Linked DNA regions of Mus musculus: all the other regions are linked to region 1. The links are chromatin loops, found by intact Hi-C in ENCODE. Cell type or tissue: heart. All regions are shown on one strand.

Region 1 (8,000 bases):
ATAAAACATTCAAACAATACACAAAGAATAAGGACTTCAGCATAAACTACACAATTGTGTACATTTAAAATCCATTTACAAAAAAAAATTTATTTACACAGAACATTTTTGCAAGAACACATACAAGTGAAAGGAGACACATCTGCATTATAGTAATAATGGAGTGTGGGGGCAGGAGGCATAGATGGAAATGTTCAGATATGGAGATGAAAGGGAACATTCTCTTCCCTTAGTTCCATATTTCAAAGTAATGGCTACAATAGACATACATCCTTTTTTTGTTTTGTTTTGTTTTTTTTTTGTTTTGTTTTTCAAGACAGGGTTTCTCTATATAGCCCTGGCTGTCCTGGAACTCACTTTGTAGACCAGGCTGGCCTCAAATTCAGAAATCCTCCTGCCTCTGCCTCCCAAGTGCTGGGATTAAAGGCGTGCGCCACCACGCCCGGCTAGACAAATCCTTTTTGATCATCCCCATGTGTATGCAGGTGTATTCTGATCAAAGTGATTACATATGGATTGGAAGAGGAGCTTGACCAAACACAGAACACAAACATGGGCATCGGCAAAGATGTAGGAGGCATAGGAGTTGGAGCAGTGGCCCGGAAACTAGTAGCTCTGGTGGTGGAGAGGAAGAGAGTAGGAGTGGGAGGCGAATGCAGGATGAATTCACAATGCCTTCTGGTCTTAGCGCAAACCTGGCCAAGGAAGAACAGAGGCAGAAGAAGAAGCGACTGAAGAAGCGCATCTTCGCGGCTGTGTCCGAGGGCTGCGTGGAGGAGCTGCGGGAACTCCTACAGGATCTGCAGGACCTCTGCAGGAGGCGCCGCGGCCTGGATGTGCCTGGTCAGTGCCCGACCCTGGCATAAAGTGCAGGCCCCAGGGACCATGGTTGGGTTGGCTTGAACCCTGCTCCATCTCTTGTGGGGCTGGAGCATGAGGCACCTTGGATATTGGGATAGCAATCTTGTGCTTGACTTAGAGGACCACGGGGAGTCATGGATGGGTTTAGGCAGTAAGAGGGCGTGGTCTGGCTACTGTGTGGAGTAAATCTGGAGAGGGTTGTTGTTCTAAAGTGTTGGGACTCTGAAGCAGGCCTGGGGACTGGGGGAGGGGGGTGTTCCTCGGGCATTGACGGGAATTAAAGGCTTTGGGAGTCCATAGCTGTTGGGGGATCAAGGGGAGAAGAAGGTTGACGGGGAGGTGCCGAGATGCACTTTTAGACCACGAGGAGGGATATGATGGGGCACCAACATGGGCAGCTCGGCTTCAGGTGACATTGTCTTTCTGCCAGATGGTAGCGAGCCTTGAATAGCAAGCCAGGAAGGGAGCTGGAGGAGGACTGGGGAGAGGAAAAAAAGAGGATCTGGTAGCACAGGGTTGGGAGCCCCCAGTGCAGGGTAGCGGGCATGCTTCCAAGGTGTGAGGCTGCAGCTTCCACTGTTCCGTCCGTCCTTCCTGCCCCGCCTTTATCCTTGACTGTCTGCAGACTTCCGTCTGTCCTTCCTCCCCCGCCTTTATCCTTGACTGTCTGTAGACTTCCTCATGCACAAGCTGACAGCCTCAGACACCGGGAAGACCTGCCTGATGAAGGCTTTGCTCAACATCAATCCCAACACCAAAGAGATCGTGCGGATTCTGCTTGCCTTCGCTGAGGAGAACGACATCCTGGACAGGTTCATCAACGCTGAGTACACGGAAGAGGCCTATGAAGGTACCTGAAGGCAGAGGCAACCTAAGGGCAAGGGGAAGAGGTTGGGATTTCCCAAGGTGGGTGTGGCTACAGATACAGCCCATCTTGCCTCACAGAGGCACTTTGGCTATGGAGAAGTCAAATATGTAGCAGGCACCCATCTTAGCCTTTCTTTTCCCTGTAAATAATGCTGAGCGTGGGTGAACAAGTCAGGAAACCTTGATGCTTGTAAAAAGACGACTTTATATGGAATGTGCCAGGAACAGAAGTAAAGATGATGTAATGTGACAGAAAGTGACTGGGGTGAGCAACTGTACAGTGGTGGGCTTGACCAAAGCTTACCTGATGGGAAGGATTCAGAGCAGGGTCAGGGTCAGAGCCCCAAGATGGGCCAGGGCTTGTTGGATTTGACACTAGGAAGATGGCACGGCCTGGGGGTGTTATTCAATTGAGGAGAGCTTCCCTAGCATGTGCAAGACACTGTTAGATTCTCAAGAACCACAAAGCAAAGAAGCGAACAAAGAAGGAAGCAGAAGCCTGGAGATGAGGCTGGAGAGCTGGGTAGGGGGCCAGCAAAGCCAGCAGTCAGCCCTGCAGTCATGAATGATAGAAGCGGTCCCATTTCAGTCTGGTTTTGTGGAGCCAGGGAATATAATTTAATACCTTGTTTCCCTGACCAGGAAACACACTATGAACTGTTAACGGGCTATGCCCTGAGTCTCTGGAGTCAGTACACAGCTTGTCACAGTTACTAGGAGTGATTAGCTCATGATCAGCTGTCTTGCTGACATGCCAGGAGGTGTAAACACCTCAACTTTTCTGGGTGGGGGAGGGGCTCAGATAGGGGTCTTTAACCCTCCTCATGGGTAAAGCAATCTTGATTTATTATTTGAACTCTACATACTTTCACAAGGGAAAGTCATGGCACTATGGAGGAGGGGCGGGAACCCCGGGGAGGAATTGCTGTGATTGATGGCTGAACGAAAAGAGTGAAAGTGAGCCACATCCTGTTCTCAGTCTGTCACTTGAGAGCAGACACCAGTCCTGCGGAGGTTCAGACAAGTGTCTGAGGCTTACTTGTCCTGCCTCCCCCCACCCCTTCTGTGCTTTTCTTTCTTTTTGTTTATAGTTCAGGATCCTATGGCACAAGATCCCTTCAATTTTGGGGTGGCGGTCCTGGGAAGTGCTTGGACCATGGAGCTATATCCCCACCTCTTCTTAAAAACATTTGAGCTACAGTCTCACTAAGTTATTCAGGTTGGCCTTGAACTCACTTCACAGCCCAGATAGTCTTGATCTTCCTGCCCCTGTCTGCTGAATAACTGGGCCAATAGACCTGCCTAGTGAAATCCTTTTGAGGGCAAGTTTGGAGTTTGTTGCTCATGGTCGATTTCCCCCATGGAGAGGTTGAACACATTTTTGATAGAGTTAATGTACTAACCTTATTTGTCCCTGTAGTAAGGCTTTTCTGTCCTGGCCACACATCCTCCTTTTCAGCCTTCCCTAGCCTCTTTACCAAGCCCTTGCTGTTGCTTTTGCAGCAGGTCATGGGTACCCCTGCTCTGGTTTTCTCTGTTGCGGGGTGCAGCTCATTCCTGCTTTCCCAGAATTCAACTGGTATCAACAGGGTATCCCCATACATGGTATCTACACCCTTAGTATTTTCAGTCAGCTACTGCCACCTGGAGTCAAGGGGACTCCAAGATCAGCTTTAGGTTGTCCTAGGTCCTTGAGCACCCATGCCGGCTATTTACAGGGCAGACAGCGCTGAACATCGCCATCGAGCGGCGCCAGGGAGACATCACAGCAGTGCTTATAGCAGCGGGTGCTGACGTCAATGCTCACGCCAAGGGGGTCTTCTTCAACCCCAAATACCAGCATGAAGGCTTCTATTTTGGTAGGTGATGCCGCAGGAGCGGAAGATGGGGGAGAGAGGAGGAGGAGGGGCTTTCTGTCCTGTGCTCTGCTGCGACCAGCCCTACCACACAGGGGTGCTACAACACAGAGTCTCCTCCGTGCGCGCATGTGCATTACGACTGGGTTGGTGCTGAGTCAGGTGGAGGAGCCTGCCTGACAGTACTACCTGGTAGCAGTAGGGCTCACACCTGCAGAGAGAATAAAGACGTGTGTGTGTGTGTGTGTGTGTGTGTGTGTGTGTGTGTGTGTGTGTGACATCTGGACAGACTGGCAGAGTGAAGGGGGAGAATCCCTGACAGCGCAGCAATCCAAACCCAGTTTTGTTGTGTGTGTTAGAAAGATGTCCTTACAGGGGGAGCTTCTGTGTAAGCCTGAGGTTCCAGAACCTCCAGAACTTTGTGGTCAAACAAAAGGACAGACTCTGTAATGTCCTTCCTTCAAACCTGGTTTATTTACTGTTTCATTTCTCTCTCTCTCTCTCTCTCTCTCTCTCTCTCTCTCTGTGTGTGTGTGTGTGTGTGTGCGCGTGTGCATGTATGTGTGTATGTGTTCATGTACATGTATGTGTGTATGTTTTGGTGGGAGGTTAGAATTGGCACAAACATCTTTCCCCCTCTTCTGACAATGTTTACATTGCCTTTACAAATTCTTTGGGTTAAAAAAAAATGTGTACTTTAGGTATAGTGAAATCCACCCATTTTAGTGTACAGTTTTGTTACTTTTATGCCACCACCATCCCAGTCAGGATGGGTGGTTGGAAGCCCCACTGGGCCTGACTGTCACTGCTCTGTGTCTCTCTGTCTCTCTTGTGTATGTACGGTTTATACGTGAGGTGTATGTGAATGTGGGCACAGAGGACAGAGGGGACACTGGTGTTCCCTGCATTACTTTTCATCCTTTTCCCTTGAGTCAAAATGTGGTGGAACTAGGTGGGTGGCCAGTAAGCCCCAGAGACTTTGTCTCTGCACCTGTGCCAACCATGCCCAGCTCTCTACATGGGTGCTGGGGATTTGAACCCAGCTCCTCATGCTTGCACAGCAAGCAGTCTTACCCACTGAGCCATCTTCCCCACCTTTGGGTTTTTAGTCAGCAGGACCAGATGAGTCTGGGAATCTTTGAGGACAGCTTCTTGCTCGGTCAGTCATGTGTCCTCATTGCCCAGCCTAGGACCTAATTAAAGCCAGAGTTGGGAAACATTTGCTGGGTGGAATAAAGAGAGGGCACAGGTGGGAGTAAAAAGAGGGAGAAGAACCCAGAGTTTTGTCTGGGTGGGTGGAAGGGTTTATAAATCTAAATAGGGCATTGAGAGTGAGTCACCAAGAAGGTGGGATCTGAGCGAAGACTGGGAATGGTCAGCGCGGAGCAGCTGCAGGAAGCATAGCAGTGTATGCAAAGGCCCAGAGCTTAGAGAATGTCTCTTGTTGGAGTAAGGAGGCCATTGTGACAGGAGAGGTGTGAGCATGGGTGAGAGGATGAGAGAGAGGGCTTTGTGCAGGGTGCTGGGTAAGTGGGGGACCTAGAGGAGATGTTCTGCTCCTCTGCTGAGCAGAGTGTTGGAAAGTCAGTGGGGAGCAGGGAGCACAGGTGGCTATGGTGTAAACCCACTTCAGTCTTCACTGAGCAAAGGGGAGGTGGTCAGGGAGCCTCAGGGGTCAGTGCCGCTGTGATGGCCAGCATCTGGGCCTCTGGGACTGCGGCCTGGAGGATATTGCTTTTGGCCTATGAGAGGACTGAGCTCAGTCACTCCCCTCCCCCCAGGCGAGACACCCCTGGCTTTGGCAGCGTGTACTAACCAGCCTGAGATTGTGCAGCTGCTGATGGAGAATGAGCAGACAGACATCACTTCCCAGGATTCCCGGGGAAACAACATCCTGCACGCGCTGGTGACAGTGGCTGAGGACTTCAAGACTCAGAATGACTTCGTTAAGCGCATGTATGACATGATCCTGCTGAGGAGTGGCAACTGGGAGCTGGAGACCATGCGCAACAACGATGGGCTCACACCACTGCAGCTGGCTGCCAAGATGGGCAAGGCTGAGGTGGGGCCCCGCAGCAGATGTGGGGGCTGGGGAAACGTGGTGCACTTCTGAGGAGCCCACAGGGCTCCAGCCTCAACTCTGGGAAGGCTGCAGCTTAGGTCTGGAAGTGCAGTGGTGGCTCAGTGAAATCCAGCACGTGGGCCACCCCAAGACATCAATCCTGCACCCCTGAGTTCATGCTCTCTTCCTGGGACTTCCTAGGTGGGGCCAGACTGGGAAATCCCTGAGGCCAAGGTGATGCAATATCTCAGGTGCTTTGTGGTTGAGCATTCCTGAGTGGTGACACTCAACCACAGGCTGTGTGTTTGTCCTTCAGGCTTGCTTCTTGGGGGGAGGGCTGGGGAGGGGGCAGTGGTTCCAGAATGGCTACTCTGGGTCCACAGCCAATGGGCTTCTCCCTGGCAAATAGGAGGATCTTAGTCTGTTGGTCAGGCTTCTTCTCCAGCACAGTGTGGCTATATGGGCCCCTTTGCCTGTGTGATGTGGTCAAAGAACTCCAGGCTGATCTGAGCACCTTGGGAAGACCTAGGCTGGGACAGGCTGATGTGTTTCTCTGTGGCTGGAGCTGTGGTCTGGCTGATATAAGATTTCTTCTCAGGAAATGGATCTTGGGAGGGGAGTGTGGCTTCTGGGAGACTGTGGAAGAACACTGGATAGTTAGCATCTATTGAGCAATTCCAGCTGTGTATCCTTGTACCTCTCCTAGTCAGCTGCCCTGAGGTCAGGCCAGGCCTGGAGCCCACAAGGGACCTTTTTATTCCCTTGTAGAGGGTGGGGGTGGAGAGGGATGAAGAACAGCTTTAACAAAGGGAGAATTGTATGTCTGACCCCCCTCTCCTGCCACCCAGGGTCATAGCTTGTAGGGGTTCTGAGAAAAGTCAGAGGGTATTTGTGGGTCTAGTTTCTTCCATGAGCCTTTTCCTGCATGTCATTCTCTCCTCCTTGCCATCCCAGCCCAGGCAAGATTCGCTTTACAGGAGGCATGGCCCTGGGACCCCTTATGCCCTAGGGAAAAGTACTCTCGTCAAGGTTGGTCTAAGGAAGGTACCCACCCAGGGAGGTTCCTGAGTCCTCTCCTTTATTCAGTGTCTTGTAGAAAACTTTCCTGGATGTCACCCAAGGTGGCTGCCATACTGGGAGTAGAGAACTCAGCCATGACCAAGCAACAGGTCTGCCCTTGGGGCTCTTACTCACTGGGATGCAGGATCTGTAAGCCTGGACTGTGGTGGGAGACACAGTGGGGCTGTGTGAGAGTCACACACTGATGCTGTCCTCCCAACAGATCTCTCCTGTTGGGTTTTGGGTCCATGCTCCTGGATGCTGTATCCCAGTCTCGGGTGATTGATGAGTTAGCTTTCAGGAAGTGGAAAGATAGAGGGCAGTGGCTCTCCTGTACAGGGGACTCTTACAGAGAGCTTCATGAAACACTTCCCACGTTTTTCCCTGCATCTGGAGATTTAGTAGTTGGTTGTGTATTTTGAAACCTTCCCCAGGGACCCTAACATACAGCAGAGTTTGAGGTCCACTGACTTACAAGAGTGGGCTTCATGGTTCTCTTTGCAAAGGCTGGTGCCTGATGTCACAGCTTGTTCAGCCAGAGTGACCAGCCTGGCTGTAAAGTCTAGACTGAGGGTGGAATGGAGGAGCAGAGAAACAGAGAGCTTCAAGTCCAGGCCTCATGGAAATCACTTCTAAAAATGGTCAATTCTTGGATCCATTACTGAACTGGATCTCAGCTGGTTTTGGGGCCCACTAGCTGATGGTTTGGCTCTCTGCAGCATGCTAAAGGGCTCTCATATCTGTGAGAAGGCAAGAACTGTGAACTTCACCCCCATTTTTACAGATATAGCTGGAACCCAGGGTCACGGCTGCAGGCAGAGGTGGCACCCATAACCCTTTGGGGTGGGAACATATTCTGGGTTGACCTGCTTCTGGTGGGGTCCAGGCCTGTTGTCTCCAAGCCCTGTTACCTCTCTTCTTATCCCCAGATCCTGAAGTACATCCTCAGCCGCGAGATCAAGGAGAAGCCTCTCCGGAGCTTGTCCAGGAAGTTCACGGACTGGGCGTATGGGCCTGTGTCATCCTCACTCTATGACCTCACCAATGTAGACACAACGACGGATAACTCTGTGCTGGAAATCATCGTCTACAACACCAACATTGATGTGGGTCTCCCAGGCAGGCTGGCAGGAACAGAGTGAGGGCTGGACCCCAGGCTAGAGCTTGAGGACCGTGGAAACAGCGGTGCTAGTCCCCTAAGTCCCGTATTGGTGATTTGTCTTAGTGATGGTGTCTGGCATAGAGGGCAGGGTCCAGATACAGGCTAGCTCTTTTGTTTCTGGCTAACAGTGAAT
Region 2 (8,000 bases), 270 kb before region 1:
TGCCTATTCTGGGTATTTCCTATAAATAGAACCACATGCCATGTGCCTTTTTGTATCTGGCTTCTTTTTCCTGCTGTGTTGGTTGTGACATAAACCAATAACCCAATGCTTTTTATGGCTAAATAATATTCCCTGTGTTGATTCGCCACATCTTATTTATTAGAGTATCTGTGGTTGGACGTTTTAGGCTGTTTATACTTTTTGACTCCCATAAGCAATGCTGCCCTGAGTATTTGTAGACTAGTACTTTAGTGGATTTATTTTTTTCTGTAAGGTATACAGGTCAAGTGAAATCCCATATTTAAAAATTTGAGGAACTCCAGAGAGCTGTTTTCCAAACAGTCCCATTGCATCAGAGATGCCTATGAGATGTCTGGTGTGGAAGGTGGATGTGGGTCCCAGGTATATTGATTGCCTCTTTGGTAGCTGAGACAAAGCACCTGACAGGAGCAGCCGAAGGCAGAAGGGGTTTGACTCATGGTTTGAGGATCCAGTCTATCATGATGGTGAAGGCATGGTGGCGGTAGCTCTGACTGTGGTGGCAGGAACTGGGATGGCCAGTCTCCCCGGCCCTCAGTCAGGAAGCAATGAGAATGCCGGCTTGCTTTCCCCTTCGTATTCGGCTCACAGCATGGTGCTGCTCACATTCAGGGTGGGCATCCCCAGCTAAGTTAAACCTTCCTCACTGGGGATGTAGCTCAGCTGAGATAGTATCTGCATAGCATGCACCACGAAGCCCTGGAGTCCATCCCCAGGACACATAAACGTAGGTGGATTTGCATCCCTGTGTGCAGGTAGAGGCAGGAGTTCAAGGTCATCTTCAGCTACACAGAGAGTTTAAGGCCAAGCAGGGATGTTTGAAACTTTGTTTCAAATGGTCCAAACAACAAAGTCAACTTCCTCTTCAAAAAAAAAAATTAGCTTATTGCTTTTACATTAAGCCTCCTCCAAGTTCTCAGGACAGAGACAGAATGAAGTTAGGTTCTTTGCCAGCGTATAACAGAAATGACCCAGATGGCCTAGTTCCCAAATGAGCTTGTATTTCCCTGTGAGACCTCATGATCTTGGTCCCCACGGGCTGTATTTCTCTTAGCATTCTTATCCTCTATATTCTCACCAGAATGGCCTATTAAGCTCTGATTACAGCATCCAAGGGCTTCTGTAGCCCACAGCTCCTTCCACAGACCAGTTTCAAAGGCCTAAGCTGTACATGGTCAGCCGTATCTAAGCAATGGCCCCATTCCTCAGTATTCAGATCTGCACTGGGAAAGGTCCTCTATAGGAACAACACTGACAGAATGTATGTGTGGCATAGAAGAGGAGTCACTAGATGGACTTACACAATAGATAGGGGCCAGGTAGTTTAACTACAGCTCTCTGCATGCTGGAGGGGGCAGAAAGCCTGGTAGCAGATCAGTCCATGAAGCTGGATATCTCAGGAGTCCCAATATGGTACCGGAGGCCTGGAAGATTCCTAAAGAGTCACTAATTCTCGGCTCACATTGGAAGACCAAAGAAGGTAGGGCCCGATGTCAGCAGAGGATGTCAGTTGCAGCAATAGCACACACTCTAGGAGGAAGTGAAGGCAGACAGGCCACACTGCTTTTTCTCTGACTTCTTTACCTCTGGGCCTGTTGGAAGGTATTGCTCACTCTGAGTTAACTTGCCCTCTCGGTTAATCCTCTGTGTGCAGGCCCTGAGGTGAGTCTGCTTGGTGATTCCAGATGCAGTCAAGCTGAGGACACCAGCACAAAGCACCCAGAGATGGACACAGGCGTCTGTATAGACTTCTTGAGGGCAGGTTCTTGGGTTTTGCTCACTTCTGTGGTTTTAGTGTCAAGAACAGTGCTTGGCCCAGAAGATGGGCTTGGTACCTACATGTTTGTTGAATGACTAGCTAGATGTGTGGGGCTGAGTTGCAGGGCAGAAAGAGCACAGAAGTGGGGGTAGTTCTTGAGGCAAGTGTACCCTCAGCTGTTCACTCAGAGCTCTGCCCTGGGCTGAGAATGGAGGCCCCGGGAACAGGGAGAATCTGATGAGAGAGTTTCATTTTCATGTGTCTATGGCACACCAGCTACTTTGCTAATTTACTTGAAGAGAACTCATAGAACCCTCCCCAGGCAATTACCAAGATGTTTTCATCTTTGTGGGCCCGGCGTGAGCATACAGTCTTGTTAAGGATTTGCCAAGTGGGATTTCCTTCGAGGCAGGGCAGCCTCTATTTTACTGAGAAGGTTGGGGGCTCAGAGAGGTTTAGCCTCTAGCCTGAAGTCGTACATCTGGCGTGTCTAATACATGGGCCACTTCACTGTGTGTCTTCTTCCCAAGGACCTTTTGAGAAGGGATCCCCAGGAGAGCTGGAGAGATTGGCAAGGGTCATTGCTGGAGGGGGGGGGGGCTTCTGAAGACAGCAGTGTCTTTCTTTGACCTCAGACCTCTTTGATGGCCTTTTCAGAGTGGTAGCCATAAGGCCAGGCCAAGGCATGGCTTTGGAGGAGATGGCTCAGTTGTTAAGAGTGTGTACTGCTCCTGCAGAGGATCTGAGTTTAGTTCCCAGCGGCAGCTTACACTCACCTGTAATTCTGACTTCACAGGGGTCAATGCCTTGTCTTAGTCTTCATGGTTTATCTACAGTTAAGTGTACACACACACACACACACACACACACACACACACACACAGGAGTTAAATATAAACTCTTTTTAAAAGACATAGCTTTGGAATGACAGGCCTGTTGCTGGCATGCCAAAGCTATTATTATCAGAACTGAGGTCACAAATGCCAGATTTGACATTTCCTTTTGACCCCTGAGACCAGCAGGCAGACACAGCCCAGAAACTATGTAATTGGTCCTAACCCATAGCTGGGGTAAGAAAGGAAGGAGCCCCCTGGAAGACACACGCACACCAGTGCTATGCAGCCCTGGCTGAGGGCCTCCAGCCTGTGTCTGCTCCTGTCTGACCTTGGACTTTCGGGAATGGGGCATCCTCAAACTTCAGATTCTCCACCCATTGTTTAATGTGTTGGTACTGGGCAAAGAGAGAAACTGGGCTTCTGAGGATGGAGATATGAAGGGGAAATTAGTGGCTTCTCTAGGAGGGCTTTAGAATGTGTAGCAACCCCTTCCTCCACAGCAGCCTCTTTAAGCTGGGGTGCAGAGCAGAGGCCTGACTGCAGAAAGGGACCTTGGGAGAGAGGAACCTTTCTTCCTGAGAGGTTGCTCCCAGCAGGGCAGCCTGGCAGGCAGACTCATCAGTACCTAAACCTTTGTTGGGATTCACCTGTTGCTATTTAGGGCCTGCAGAGGGCAGCAGTGACCACACTTAGGCCTCTAGACAGGAGAGGATTAAAGTAGCAAGACAGAGAGAGGTCCAACTGCTTCCCTGGAGCCCAGGACAGAGACGTGACAGTGATTCTGGGACTAGGGCTTGGAGAATCCTGTTCCCAGAGTCGATGGCTCTGAGCTCTTTGTCTAGATAAGGTAATGTGTGGAGGGAGCAGAGTATACAATCTACACTGCTACAGTCTCTTCCTGCAGAGGGCTATGGGTACAGGTTCCAGCAGGCAACACACCCTAAAGCTACACAGTCTCTTCTAAAGGAAGAGGTCATCCTCAGATAGAAGTGAGATACAAAATTCCCAGTGTAATCAACAGAAAGGAAACCGAAGCTAGTTCAGACAATGGAAGAGACTTCATTGGCTCATGTTGTAGGATAGTCCAGAAACTGGGTTTTCCCCCAAGGGCTCCAGCAACATGGTTAGGAGTCTGGTCCTCTCCGTCTTCTGGTTCCATCCTCAGGTTCGTGTTTGGAGGTGGAGAAAATGGCTGCGGGTAGTGTGGGTCTCCCAGGTACCCTGATTAGCCATCCATACAGAGGAAGTAAATCATTGTAAATTTTTCCTAGTAAATTTCAGGGAGAGAGAGAGAGAGAGAGAGAGAGAGAGAGAGAGAGAGAGAGAGAGAGAGAGAGAGAGAGAGAGATCTGGCTTTGCTACTGACACTCCTCTAATGGCAGACTCATTATTTCCGCCAGAGGGTGGGACATTGATTGGCAAGCCTTGGCTATGTGCCATCCCTGAGCGCAAGGTCAGTCCCACTGAACCTCCTTGAGTAAATGTGAAACACTCATACAACAATTTGGGGAACGGGGCTTGATTCTGCAAGGTGGGGGTTATGGTCTCTAGCCCCACTCCCTGGCTTTACCACACACACACACACACACACACACACACACACACACTGTTCTCTCCTTCCCTTTCTAAATAGTAATGACAACCCACAGCCTTTGCTAGTGCCAGCTAGCATCCTAAGCAACTTCTCTGCATTAATTCACGTAACAGACTAGTACTAGTGTTATTCCAGTTTTATAAATGAGGAAGATGTAGAAGCTACTCCAAACTTCACTGCACTGAGGAGCAGCGCCAGGAGGCAAAGCCCGGGCAGTCCTCATACTTTGCTTGGAGGTTGTGTGGAAAGAAAGAGTGTTGAGAAGGAGGACTGGGATCAAGAGCTGGCCAGCTAGCCCTGGCAAACAACTCTTGGAGAAGGATTAGGAGGGACAGTCAGTCAGTAGCTGCATGGTTTGGTCTCCTCCTTGGTGGAGATGGAGTAGTGGGAACTTAGGCACGGGCCAGCAGGGGGCAGCAGGCAAGGCTGTCTTGGCTCCAGCCTGGGAAACTACTTGCGAACCAAAGAAATTCAGAAAGTATCTGAGGTGGACAAGAGGATGCAAGAAAAGACAGAAACCTTCCCAGCCACTTGCGTCGTTGGATGTTTTGTCTAACAGTGCACAGACCCTAACTCCCTTGTTTCCCCTGGTGTTCCCACTCAACAGGTGGGTGTTTGTCTATGAAAAAGGATACCAGACCTCAAGTGGCCTTATCAGCAGTGTGTCAGTGAAACTCAAGGGCTTGGCTGTGACCCAGCTCCAGGGCCTGGGACCCCAGGTCTGGGACGTGGCTGACTATGTCTTCCCAGCACATGTAAGCGGCACCATCCTTCCTCCCATAAGCCCTGGCTTAAGGCTCTTTGAGGGACCAGTCCAGCTTCCTGCTCTCTGGGCCTCAGTCTGCCTTACTGTGCGACTCCACCATGATACCATGGGATGCGGTGTCTGCTGGGTGTTAGGTGGGCTCCAGCGCCCTTCGGGGGTAGTGTCTTACCAATTCTCTCTATCACCCCTCTGCCCTTCACTTCCAGGGGGACAGCTCCTTTGTAGTTATGACCAATTTCATCATGACCCCTCAGCAGGCTCAAGGACATTGTGCAGAGGTGAGGACCCCACCCTTCTGGACCCACAGGGGAGATAACTTAATGGAATCCCTTTGGTCCTTGGTGGTAATGTGGGATGAGTTTTCTGATTGTGGTTATGATGTAATGTTTGACAGAGAGTCATATAAAATAACCCTCAGACACTGATGGTGCTGTTGCGGGGCACTGGGCTTCTCTATCCCAACCTCCACTTCCCTGCCAGTGGACACTGGGACTTGTGAGCTGGGCAGAGATGTAGGACAAATGTGGGAGAAGGAGGCTGTGAGCAGGGGTCTCCTATGGGATATGAGATTTTGCTCCATGTCTACACTGTGGTCCTGGGGGTAGGAGAGGGTCCTCCTTAGGACCACACCACAGGGTCTGGGGCCAGCAGCTCTCCCATCCCCCAGAACCCAGAAGGTGGCATATGCCAAGATGACAGTGGCTGCACTCCAGGAAAAGCAGAAAGGAAAGCCCAAGGTAAGAGCAGCCCCTTCCTGTCACCTCCACAGCCACCTTGCTTGTGTCTGCCTCTCTCTCTGTACCCCACCCCCCACCCAGCTGCTCTCCACTGAGAGAGTCTATGCCACTCTCATCCTGCCTGTCACCTACCCTGAGATGGAAGCCCAGAACGGGGTGGGAACTCAGGGGTTCCTGGCTCCCTACAGGTATTCGCACAGGCAACTGTGTGCCCTTCAATGGCACTGTGAAGACGTGTGAGATCTTTGGCTGGTGTCCTGTAGAGGTGGATGACAAGATCCCAAGGTAACTGATGTCTTCTCCTTCAAGGGAGCTAGAGACAGGGCTCAGGCCCACAGACCTGGCAAGAATGAGTTCCTTATGCTTCTGATCCCACCCCTCAGCCTATCCATGTGGCCCAAGAGTCTTCCTGGTCTAGGAGCCTGTAAGCCCCTGTCCCATCTGTAGCATGGCCACTCCAGCCCCACCACATGTCCTCTGCAGGAGGAACCCTGCGCTCCCTGCTCCCTGCTCCCTCTCCCTGCATAGCTGTTCAGGGCATACAAACACTCTTGGGGAAGGGCATTGATTGAGTGCTGTCTCCCCCAGCCCTGCTCTTCTTCATGAGGCTGAGAACTTCACCCTCTTCATCAAAAACAGCATCAGCTTTCCACGCTTCAAGGTCAACAGGTTTGTGGGAAAGGAGGGCAGAGATGCAGGTGGCTTGACACAGCTGCAGCCGCTCTCAGCGCGCTGTCTCCCTCCCTCCCTCCCGGCTGCTTGGCTGCTTCACTGCTTGCATCCTGGAGGCAGCTTGCTGGCCTGCCTCCTGGAGAGCAGACTTCTCTGGAGGAGAGATACTCTAAAGAGTTCTTGAGGGATCTTAGTGCCAAGTGAAGTGAGCCCCCTCTCAGCTAACTGGCACATGGCTGCTACCCATGCCCGCCACACAGGCGCAACCTGGTGGAGGAGGTGAATGGTACCTACATGAAGAAATGCCTCTACCACAAGATTCTACACCCGCTGTGCCCAGTCTTCAGCCTTGGCTATGTGGTGCGAGAGTCGGGCCAGGACTTCCGAAGCCTTGCTGAGAAGGTATGGATGGGATGGGGCGGTGCCAGCAAGGAGAGGACAGGTGGTGGTCACAATACAGGCTGCCAGCCCCATTCTGCCTCTCCCCGGCACAGGCCAACTGTCCCCTAGTTCAGATCTCCTGAGGGTCCTTTGCTGGTCCTCCTGGTCTGAACCTGCCATGGAGGAGGAGGTGCTAAGAATGAAGAGATGTGGGCAGACAGCATCACTTGGATGTTCCATGATTCCTTCCTCCTTCCTTCCTTTTTCCCCTTTTTCCTTCCTTCCTTCCTTCTTTCCTTCCTTCCTTTTTTCCATCCTTTCTTCATTCCTTTTTGTTGCTTTGGGTCAGGGTCTCCACCGTAGCCTAGGTTGGCCTTTAACTCCTAATCCTCCTGCTTCTCGCCTACTCAGTGCAGAGTACAGGTGTGTGTCACCACACCAAGTTTATCTTTTAATCATCTTTTCTGCTGAGGATGGGCCTCACAATGCTCAGTGGTGTATCCTAACACTGAGCTGTACTACGGCCTAAATCACTGGGATATTTTGTTGTTGTTTGTTTGTTTGTTTGTTTGTTTCTTCATGGTGGGATGGAACTTGGGGATTCCAGAGATGATCCCTGGGTTCCGAGATCACAATCCCTTTGTAAGGCTCTCAAAGATGCAGCCTGGGTTCAAATCCCACTCTGCCTTCCAGCCAGAGTGTGCCCTCAGATGGGTCTCTTAAGTTCAGCATGTCTGAGAACTGTCACTAAAGACACTAATAGCACCATTCCTCCCAATGTGGGAGCCATGAGGATCAAGTGAGCATGCACCTGCTAGTTAGCATTGCAGCTCTGCCCTGCTGGGACAATCCTATACCCTGTTCTTGCTGGATCCTTCTTGTGCCTGCTTCTGTAGCTGCCTATGTGGGAATGGTAACCAGTCCTTTTTTTCTTTTTTTATTTCCTGTGAGATCACCAACACACCCCACTTAGGACACTTGTGTATGGCAGAGGCCTGCAGATGTTTGCTTTCACGACCCACATGGAGGTGGAAGCAGCCAGACAGTGGTTAACTGTGGATGTTCAAGCATCAGTTTGCCTGATCCTATAGGGCTGTCATGCTTTTACAATCTGCCTGTTTCTAGAACCCACGCCTGCCCTCACCCACTGAGAGGTCTGGATCTCTGTTCCCACCTCCCCACTGAGTGGCTCAGCTCCCTGCCCACTTCTCTAATC
Region 3 (8,000 bases), 57 kb before region 1:
GAAAAGCTGGACCTGGGAAAGCTGGGGCACATGGGGCTATGCACAGAGCTCATTGACCAGTCAGCCTAGCAAAAGATGGGTAAGCTCCAGTTTTAGTCAGAGACCATATCTCAAAAAATAATGTGCAGGGTGATCAAGGAAGACACCTGATGTCAACTTTTGGTCTCTACGTGCACATACGAACATGTGCACCCTGCTCACATGTATGTACACATTTGAATAAGTACGTACAACACACATGTTTATACATACATACAAGGCCCCTCCAAGACTCGGTATTGATCTCTCCATGCTCAGAAATGATGACCTAGCCTGGGGGCAGGGTGGGGCTAAGCATGGCATTGTACAGATGCCCTTCAGGTGATTCTGATGGCTTCGAATCTGCAATGCTCTAGTTGGGACAGCAACGCTCTCCTGTTGGGAGGTTTTCATACATACAGAATATCAGGGTCTGCTCCAGATTCTCTGAATCAGGAGCTTCACTCATATTTTATAGTCAAACATTGGGAGCATCTACAGCCTTAGGCTGGTGGTTCTCCAACCTGGCCGCATCTCAGAATCTGTAGCCTAGACTGGTTCCATCAGCGGGCCTAGGACTGGGTCCCACAGTTCCTTCAGAGCATCTCAGGCTACTTTGATGACCTACACTTAGTAAAGGACCCCTAGTATGGATAACATTTTTCCTTCGTCAAAGTTGGATTTGCTCTCCCTCAGCTAATTGAAAGTTAGAGATTAGAATCATATTCTCTCTCTCTCTCTCTCTCTCTCTCTCTCTCTCTCTCTCTCTCTCTCTCTCTCTCTCTCTCTCTCTCTCTCTCTCTCTTTCTTTCCGAGACAGGGTTTCTCTGTATAGCCATGGCTGTCCTGGAACTCACTCTGTAGACCAGGCTGGCCTCGAACTCAGAAATCTGCCTGTCTCTGCCTCCCAAGTGCTGGGATTAAAGGCGTGTGCCACCACTGCCTGGCTCATACTTTCTTTTTATGATGTTTGATATTGAACCCAGGGCTCTAACCATGTTAGGTGTGCTTTAACACCAAGCCATTTCCCAGCTCCCGAAGTGAATCTAATTAGAAAGTATACTGAAGCAAAGCAAAACAAACCCTTTTGTTATTATCTTACCTTTAATTTCTTTTTGAGATGAAGGTCTCACTGTATAGACCAGGTCAGCTTCTAACTTGTGATCCTTCTGCCTCAGCTTTCTGAGTGCTGGAATTACACTGCACCCAGGTAATTTTATTTTTTAGAATGCAGAGATAACTAGAATGGGGATTAAAATCTTACTGAGACTGGTTTGACATCTATCAGCTGAAGATAGCAAACATACTACTTCTTCCTGGGCCCCAGGTATTTCATGCATACAACGAGAAGGGCTTAGGCTACATTTGTATGGTAAGGATGGCTTAGTGTGGGGTCTATGGATTGTAGAGATTCCATTGATGACTCAAATAGCAGTTCCGATGATGCTTGTTGTTAATGGATGTTTGCATTTGCCCTCTAGGATCCCTCGTCTGTGCTATAACTATGATGCTCAGCTTAGGGTTAGAACTCACAACGATATGGATGAATGATCTCCCAGAAGTCTAGCTGTGGCCACAGAGAGACAAATGACTGTGATCTAGAGCAGAGTCTAGCCAGCCAGACTGTGAATCTCCGATCCATGATGCTTCCAGCCACAGTATAAAGCCACAGCAGCAGTAGATGGAGCTGTCCCTTTGCCCTGGGGATTCTAAAACAGTCTCTGCCTGCCACCAGGGGCTGCATGTTCTCACACAGATCTCCCGTTTCTGACAGGTCTGGAGGTTGAAGAATCCACTGTGTATTCACGCATGATCCAGGCGGCTGCACAGCAGAAAGACACCCATCTCACCATCACCCCAACAGTGCTGGGGGAGAGGCACCTGCCAGACCAGCTGGCCTCTGTGACTAGAATCTCCTCCTCTGACCTCTCCCTGGGCCATGTGACCCGGGCCCTCTGCAGAGGCATCGTTCAGAACCTGCACTCCATGCTTCCTTTCCAACAGCTCAAAGAGTGGGGTGTGGCCCGGGTGGTGGGGAGTGGGAGTGCACTGTCCAGGAACGAGGTGCTGAAGCAGGAGGTCCAGAGGGCGTTTCCTTTCCCAGTGTGCTTTGGGCAGGATGTAGATGCAGCCTTTGGGGCAGCTCTGGTCATGCTCCAGAGAGACCTTAGCCAGAAGGAGCCTTAGTTCATCAAGCTCCTTGGCTAAAGGAATGCTGGGAATCTTACCTAATTGACAATGTCAGCATGATCTCTGGGTTGTCCTTTTCTGGGACGGCTCTGTGGGTGGACTGTAATTTATACTTGATCTTGAGGTATGATCTAGACTGATGAAGATCTTACCTTCAGGGCATATGATAATCATACAGCCAGGAATCTCTAACCAGACCCCAAACTAGTGCCTTCCAAGAATAGGATCTTCTGAGAGCTGACTGAAAATGCAGATGTGGGAGATGGAGAGAATGGGAGGGAGGAAAATGGGAAGAGGGAGAGGAAGGGAGAAACAAACAGTTTCCCGGTCACTGGGCTCGGCTGTGATTCATTCGTAGACAGGGAAAAAAGAAAGATGACTTATGTAGCCATGGCTCCAGCAAAGCAGAGAAGACCTGCTTATGCCCAGCACTTGGATTGGTTCAGCTTTAAGTTAAGTGCATTGCTGGAAAAATCCTCCCCACCAGGTTGTAGCAGGTGGAGGGAGGCCCCTCTCCCAGTCTCGGGGAAGAGAAGGAGCCTTCCTTAGTTCATCAAGCTCTTTGCGATTCTGGGAATCTTATCTCACCTGTCAGCTTGATAGCCCTGTCAGTTGAAGAGAACAGCTATAGCATGGTCTCCAGCCAGAGAGAGACCAAAGGATATGAAGCACCACACCTTGGAGGAGAAAGCTGAGGTCTCTGGGCTTGCCTTGCCATGTGCTTCTGGGACAGTGCTGCACCGTGGCTACCCCGAGTCTTCTCAGCACAGCTGGCTTAAAGGCACATCCAGGAGAAGAAAAGTCACCTGGTAAGAACAGCTAAAGGGACCACAGAGCACTGTGAGGAACACTGACTGACAGACTGTTTTCAAGATGGCAGCAAGGCACCAGCCCTTTTCTATGACTGCGTATGGCCACATGTCTCTCTAACCCCTGCCACAAGGGGTGGCCAGTTTCATGAGAGAACCTTTATCCCACAGGCCCCACCCCTTTCTCCAGGGTGAAGATCTTGCTGCCCTCTGGTGGTTCTGGCCCAGTAGGAATGTCCTGTTCAGATAGGCATGCATGGAGGGTCAGAGAATCACCAGTCTTCCCATGTTACAGTGCCTTCAAGAAGAGGGTCACCATCACTGTCTACTCATAGGCTCCCAAAGGACCCCACGGCTCAGGGGCACCTGTGACTTTGGGGAGAAACCATGTCATCTCTTTGTAAGAGTTATTTCATAAGGTATACTATTGTGGTAACCCCTTTGATGGATTTACCTCCCACTGCTGGCTCAGCTAACTGAATAAATTTCATTTTTCCAGAATTTTATCCCTTTGATGAACACACACTTCTCTGTTTGGGGGAATCCTGCATGACTGATGTGGCTTGCAGGAACCCTCATGGGTCAACATGGTGGCACATGCTTTTAATCCCAGCACTTGGGAGGCACAAACAGCTGAATCAGGGTGTTCCAGGTCTGCATGGTGAGCTCCAGGAGAGCCAGAGCTGCATAGACCCTGTTTCAAAACAGGCAGATGGATGGACAGACTGGCCTGGGTTCCCTTGGGCAGATGAGTTGGGACAGTCACGTTGCAGCCCTTGGGGAAGGCTTATGAGAGAGGAGGAAAGGCTGAGGGCGTCTTGGTTACCTTGCCAGCTGAAGGAGCAGTGTTCTAGAACCTCTTGGCTCTCTAAGGTGCAGCCGGCCTTGCCTGTTGAGAGAGCTATGGATAGTGTGTAAATAAAGATCAAGATCTTGAGTTGCTGAGATGGCTCAGTGGGTAAACAGACTTGCTGCCAAGTCCAATGGCTTGAGTCCTATCTCTAGGATCCACATTGTCCTCTGACCTCCACACCTGTGCACTGGCACATGCATTTCCTGCCCCAAATAAATAAGTAAATGTAAGATGATGATGATGGTAATAATGATGATAAAAGGTAAAGATCTGGATGGGTCTTCTTTAGGCCATGGGGCCAGCGTGGCACAAGAAGTCTGTAGTCTTTTCAGGCCACATATCTGCTGTACCCTGGGTGCTGAGCCTTGGAGTCCAAGCTTGCTAACTAAATGTCTTGCCTGCTGCCTCCCTTGCACGCAGTGGAGGTAGGGTTGAACACGTAGATCAGGGCCTCTTTTCTGTAGTTTGAAGTTACACCCCGCTTGCTGCTTCAGCTCTCATTGCTGCAAAGTGCCAGAGTGTGTCAGAAGCCAGCTTATTCCTCCGATGATGAGTTAGGCTGCTGTTAGCATCAGGCTGGGCATCAGTGCTCTAGTCTTAGGAGCACTTACATTTTTTTTTCTTGTCTGATTTGCTTTGGCTGGGGAACTGTAAACAGAAGTGTGTCTGTTTTGAGCAGACATCTTTGCCACACTCTTCTTCCCTTTGCCCACGTGATTGATTGGTCGTACTCCAGACGGCATATATTTTGTCTTCCTGGGTCCTTGTCTGAGTGCAATGGCACCGAGACTTTACCAGTCAGGGAAGAACACAATTGTGAGAGTCTTTTCTGTCTGGAGCTTTGAGTTTGGGGATATTTTATTATCACTGTCGATCTGAAATCATCCTGGCCATGCAGCTTCAATAGCCGTGGAGTCTTCAACGTTTCCACTGTTCCCAATGCGGACCACACTAGCGTTACCTCCAAAAAACAACAGGGGTTCTGGGAAGCCCATCACATTGATGTGTTAATGATTTTTTTTTAAAAAAAAACAAGAGCACAGATCTACTTTTATTTATTTACTCTCCATTAGTTTAAATCTGGGATGGAAACAGCATCACACGGATTCTGTGTCCAGTGGCCTTTGCAGGAAGGTTGCTTCAGAATTTGGCATGAACCATACCACTGTTTGCGTGGACCCGAGTTACTTTTTCCCCAGATTGCTCTGGTTTTGTTTGGTTTGCCTCCAGGAGTCACTGTATTGCTTTTTGCTTTATACACATAAGCACATCTCTTGCCTAAGTAGAACTCTGTTTCATCTCGGGCATCAACGCCTTCAATTTTAAGAAGAGCCATGTGCTCTCTTTGGTTCCCGATACCTTGCTTGTAGCCAGCAAAAATGGCCTTGCACCACAGCCTTCCAGACATACTTGCTTCTAGAAGTACTGTTCCCAGCAGGCTTCCACAGGCGCCAAGATGGCGGAAAGAGGAAGGCAAGGCCTGGTGGTGTGTTGATGAATTCTTATCACCAGGAGATAAAATAAGCCTGGGTGACAGTAATCTCCATTCCCAGAAGGGTGAGTCTTGTATACTCCATGAAAGTGACATCCAGACAAGTCTTAAGAGCTTCAGTAATATTTTATATTTTCGGTACCTGCTGTGCAGTGAGAACTGATCTAAGTCCTGCTTATTTGAACCCGTTTAATTTTTTTTAACCCAGGAGGTGAGTGTTGTCCCATTTTATAGGTGGAGAAACAGACACACTAGAAAGCTAAGTAACTTCACTTGAAGCACACGACGAATGGTCCCAGTGCCAGAGCTCACTCTCTTGTCTCTCTAACTTATTCACTTTGACCATATTTCTTTTCGCTACATTTCTTATTATTTTTAAATTTTATTTACTATTGTTTCATCATATTCTTTCCACTCCCCCAACTTCTCCCAGATCCTCCCCACCTCCCTAACCAACACTTCATGTTCTCTTTCCCACTTTTTATCTCTAAAACAGAAAAAAACCAAATATCAACAAAACAAAATTCCCCAAAGACAAAAAAAAAAACCCATAAAACAACACCACAATACAGCACAATACATGCACACATACACACAGACACACACACACTATGGAGTCTGTTTTGTGTTGGTCAGCAACTCCTGAGGATAAGGTCTCCCTTGGAGTGTGGTTGATATACCCAGTGTCACTCCCTTGGAGAAAAGTGATTTCCCTTCTCCTAGCAGATATTAATTGCAAATAACTTTCTGATAGGGATTTTGTGTCCAGCCATGCTTCTCGTTCCAGGATTTTGTATGGCTTAAATTTGCTCAGGTCTTGTGCAAGCTGTCACACTCTTTGCAAGTCCATACACTGTTTCCTCAGAGTCTTCCACTGCCTCTGGTTCTTACAATCTTTCTGCCTCCTCTTCCCCATAGATCTCGGGCCTTGAGGGGAGAGGTTTGATGAAGACATTCCACTTAGGGCTTAGTGCTCCAAGGCCTCTCACTCTGCACATTGTCCATCGTGGGTCTCTGTGTTAATTCCCATCTATTGCAAGAAGCTTCTCTGAGGAGGGCTGGGTGAGGCACTGATGGAGTGCAGGGGCTCTGGGGTCCCTGGTAGACTGGTTCTGTAGGCTGGTGGGATACCACAAAGGAATGAAGGTGGGCTAAGAGAATTGGCTGGGGATGGCAAGGAAGAATTAGGGGGACCCTGGGTCTGTATGAGGAGGCAGAGATTCAAGGGGATGAAGGTGGGCTGTGAAGACAGAGCCCACTCTCTTAGAACTCTAGGGAAAGGGGTAAGGGCAAGTGCATGTATTCACATTCAGGTGTTGATACATCCAGCGTGTGACACCTGATCTGGAATAATTTGGTCAGAGGGGAAATGAAATGATGCCTCCCGGAGTTCCCGTGAGACATGTTGGCCAAACTGTCACTGAAGGGTGCATTCTCCTGAAGTTAGTGGAGTTTAGAGGGCTGGGGCTTCTTGGGTTGGAGGTGTATGGTTGATGGTTTGGATGGTATGGGCACTGGATGGGAGGGTAGCTTCTACAGAAGGCAGCAGCCTTGGGAGAGGCTATAAAATGACCTGGAGAGAGTTGGGCAGACAGAGGTGTGAACTTCAGCCCATGCTTCCCGGACAGCACCACTCAGCCTGAGAATGCAGTTACATACGGATCATGTAGCATTCATGTTTTCATTTTTTTCCTCCCAAGCAGAACAGAAACCCCCGAAGGCAGGTCCACGTGCTCTCTGTTCTGTCCTCTTTCACCCTGATTTGCCCAGTGCTGATATTTGGAAAGCAGACTCCTGCCTCTGTCTATGGCTCTGCATCAGGTGCCTACTGCACAGTCCTGGTGGCACATCTGCCTGGGGATTCCCTGCAGCAGCAGCAGGGACACTGTTTTCCAGTCAGTGGTTGCTATAGGCCCTGTCTGATGTGTGTGGGTCTTGTATGATTCTTATCCACTGTGGTGTCCCAGTGGGCAGAGGCCTTCTGCTCACCTTCTTGTATCAATGTGAGGGCCTCAAAGCAGAGGCCTTCTGCTCACCTTCTTTTATCAATGTGAGAGTCTCAAAGCACTTGACTTTTGCCTCAGCCATGACTTTTGTCCAGGTCAAGTTGTTTCGTTTTTTTTTTTTTTTTCTTGTTTCTAATGCTAAGGGGCAGACATTGTCTAGCTGTGTCCATTATAGAGCCAGATGATGGACTATCTTACAGTCATTTCACACAAAGTCTTTGTTTAATGACATAGGAAGATGCCCTAATAAAATATCTACCATAAAATAAAAACATTTGCAACTCACCATACTTCTTAATTTATAAGGTACTAGTGATTGAAAGAGGCTTAATAAAAAATGTTTTAGGAATAAATAATCCATAGTACATTAAGCATAGATTAAAATGCAAGATCCATTTCAACCTAAGACAAATCAGAAGGTAAGAAACACATCAGGGCAAGTCTTAGGCAGCAAGATGGTGTCATTACAGAGATGTTTGCTGGGCTGACTCTTGACTCATGAAACATTAAGCAAATCTTTTTTTTTTTTTCATTATAGAGCAATTAGTCACAACCTCAGGCTAATGGCCGGACGCAGCTTGGCAGTCAGCAGCTGTGGTTCTGAGAACATTAATTCCTCTGGTCTGCCTTGG

What was found. Peaks named below come from ENCODE experiments on the same cell type or tissue, not always from the same donor. Only the 100,000 strongest peaks of a DNase experiment are listed, where the experiment ranks them.
Region 2: a loop joins it to region 1, with 5 times the contacts of the local background. A loop is called at or near these places in 2 of 42 quality-filtered maps.
Region 3: a loop joins it to region 1, with 2.6 times the contacts of the local background. A loop is called at or near these places in 4 of 42 quality-filtered maps.

What each region holds. Positions count from the first base shown.
Region 1 is chr11:73,278,228-73,286,227 of GRCm38, forward strand. It overlaps Trpv3 (transient receptor potential cation channel, subfamily V, member 3), which reads left to right. Exons shown (of 18, transcript NM_145099.3): 5 at 689-843; 6 at 1,535-1,711; 7 at 3,447-3,587; 8 at 5,366-5,646; 9 at 7,635-7,811. Among named protein-coding and RNA genes, the nearest start is that of Trpv3, 15 kb to the left of the region's middle. In heart, a CTCF peak has its summit at 3,468; DNase peaks (open chromatin) are centred at 3,564, 5,424 and 6,364; H3K4me3 peaks cover 854 bases; H3K27ac peaks cover 384 bases.
Region 2 is chr11:73,003,267-73,011,266 of GRCm38, forward strand. It overlaps P2rx1 (purinergic receptor P2X, ligand-gated ion channel, 1), which reads left to right. Exons shown (of 12, transcript NM_008771.3): 2 at 4,836-4,983; 3 at 5,201-5,272; 4 at 5,662-5,731; 5 at 5,920-6,016; 6 at 6,320-6,400; 7 at 6,664-6,805. Among named protein-coding and RNA genes, the nearest start is that of P2rx1, 8.1 kb to the left of the region's middle. In heart, CTCF peaks have their summits at 3,297 (motif pointing right) and 4,635 (motif pointing right); DNase peaks (open chromatin) are centred at 3,295 and 4,621; H3K27me3 peaks cover 2,872 bases.
Region 3 is chr11:73,220,989-73,228,988 of GRCm38, forward strand. Shpk (sedoheptulokinase) reads left to right here. Exons shown (of 7, transcript NM_029031.3): 7 at 1,793-3,518. The coding sequence ends at 2,205. It also overlaps the pseudogene Gm16021. Among named protein-coding and RNA genes, the nearest start is that of Trpv1, 9.2 kb to the right of the region's middle. In heart, a CTCF peak has its summit at 3,197 (motif pointing left); a DNase peak (open chromatin) is centred at 3,249.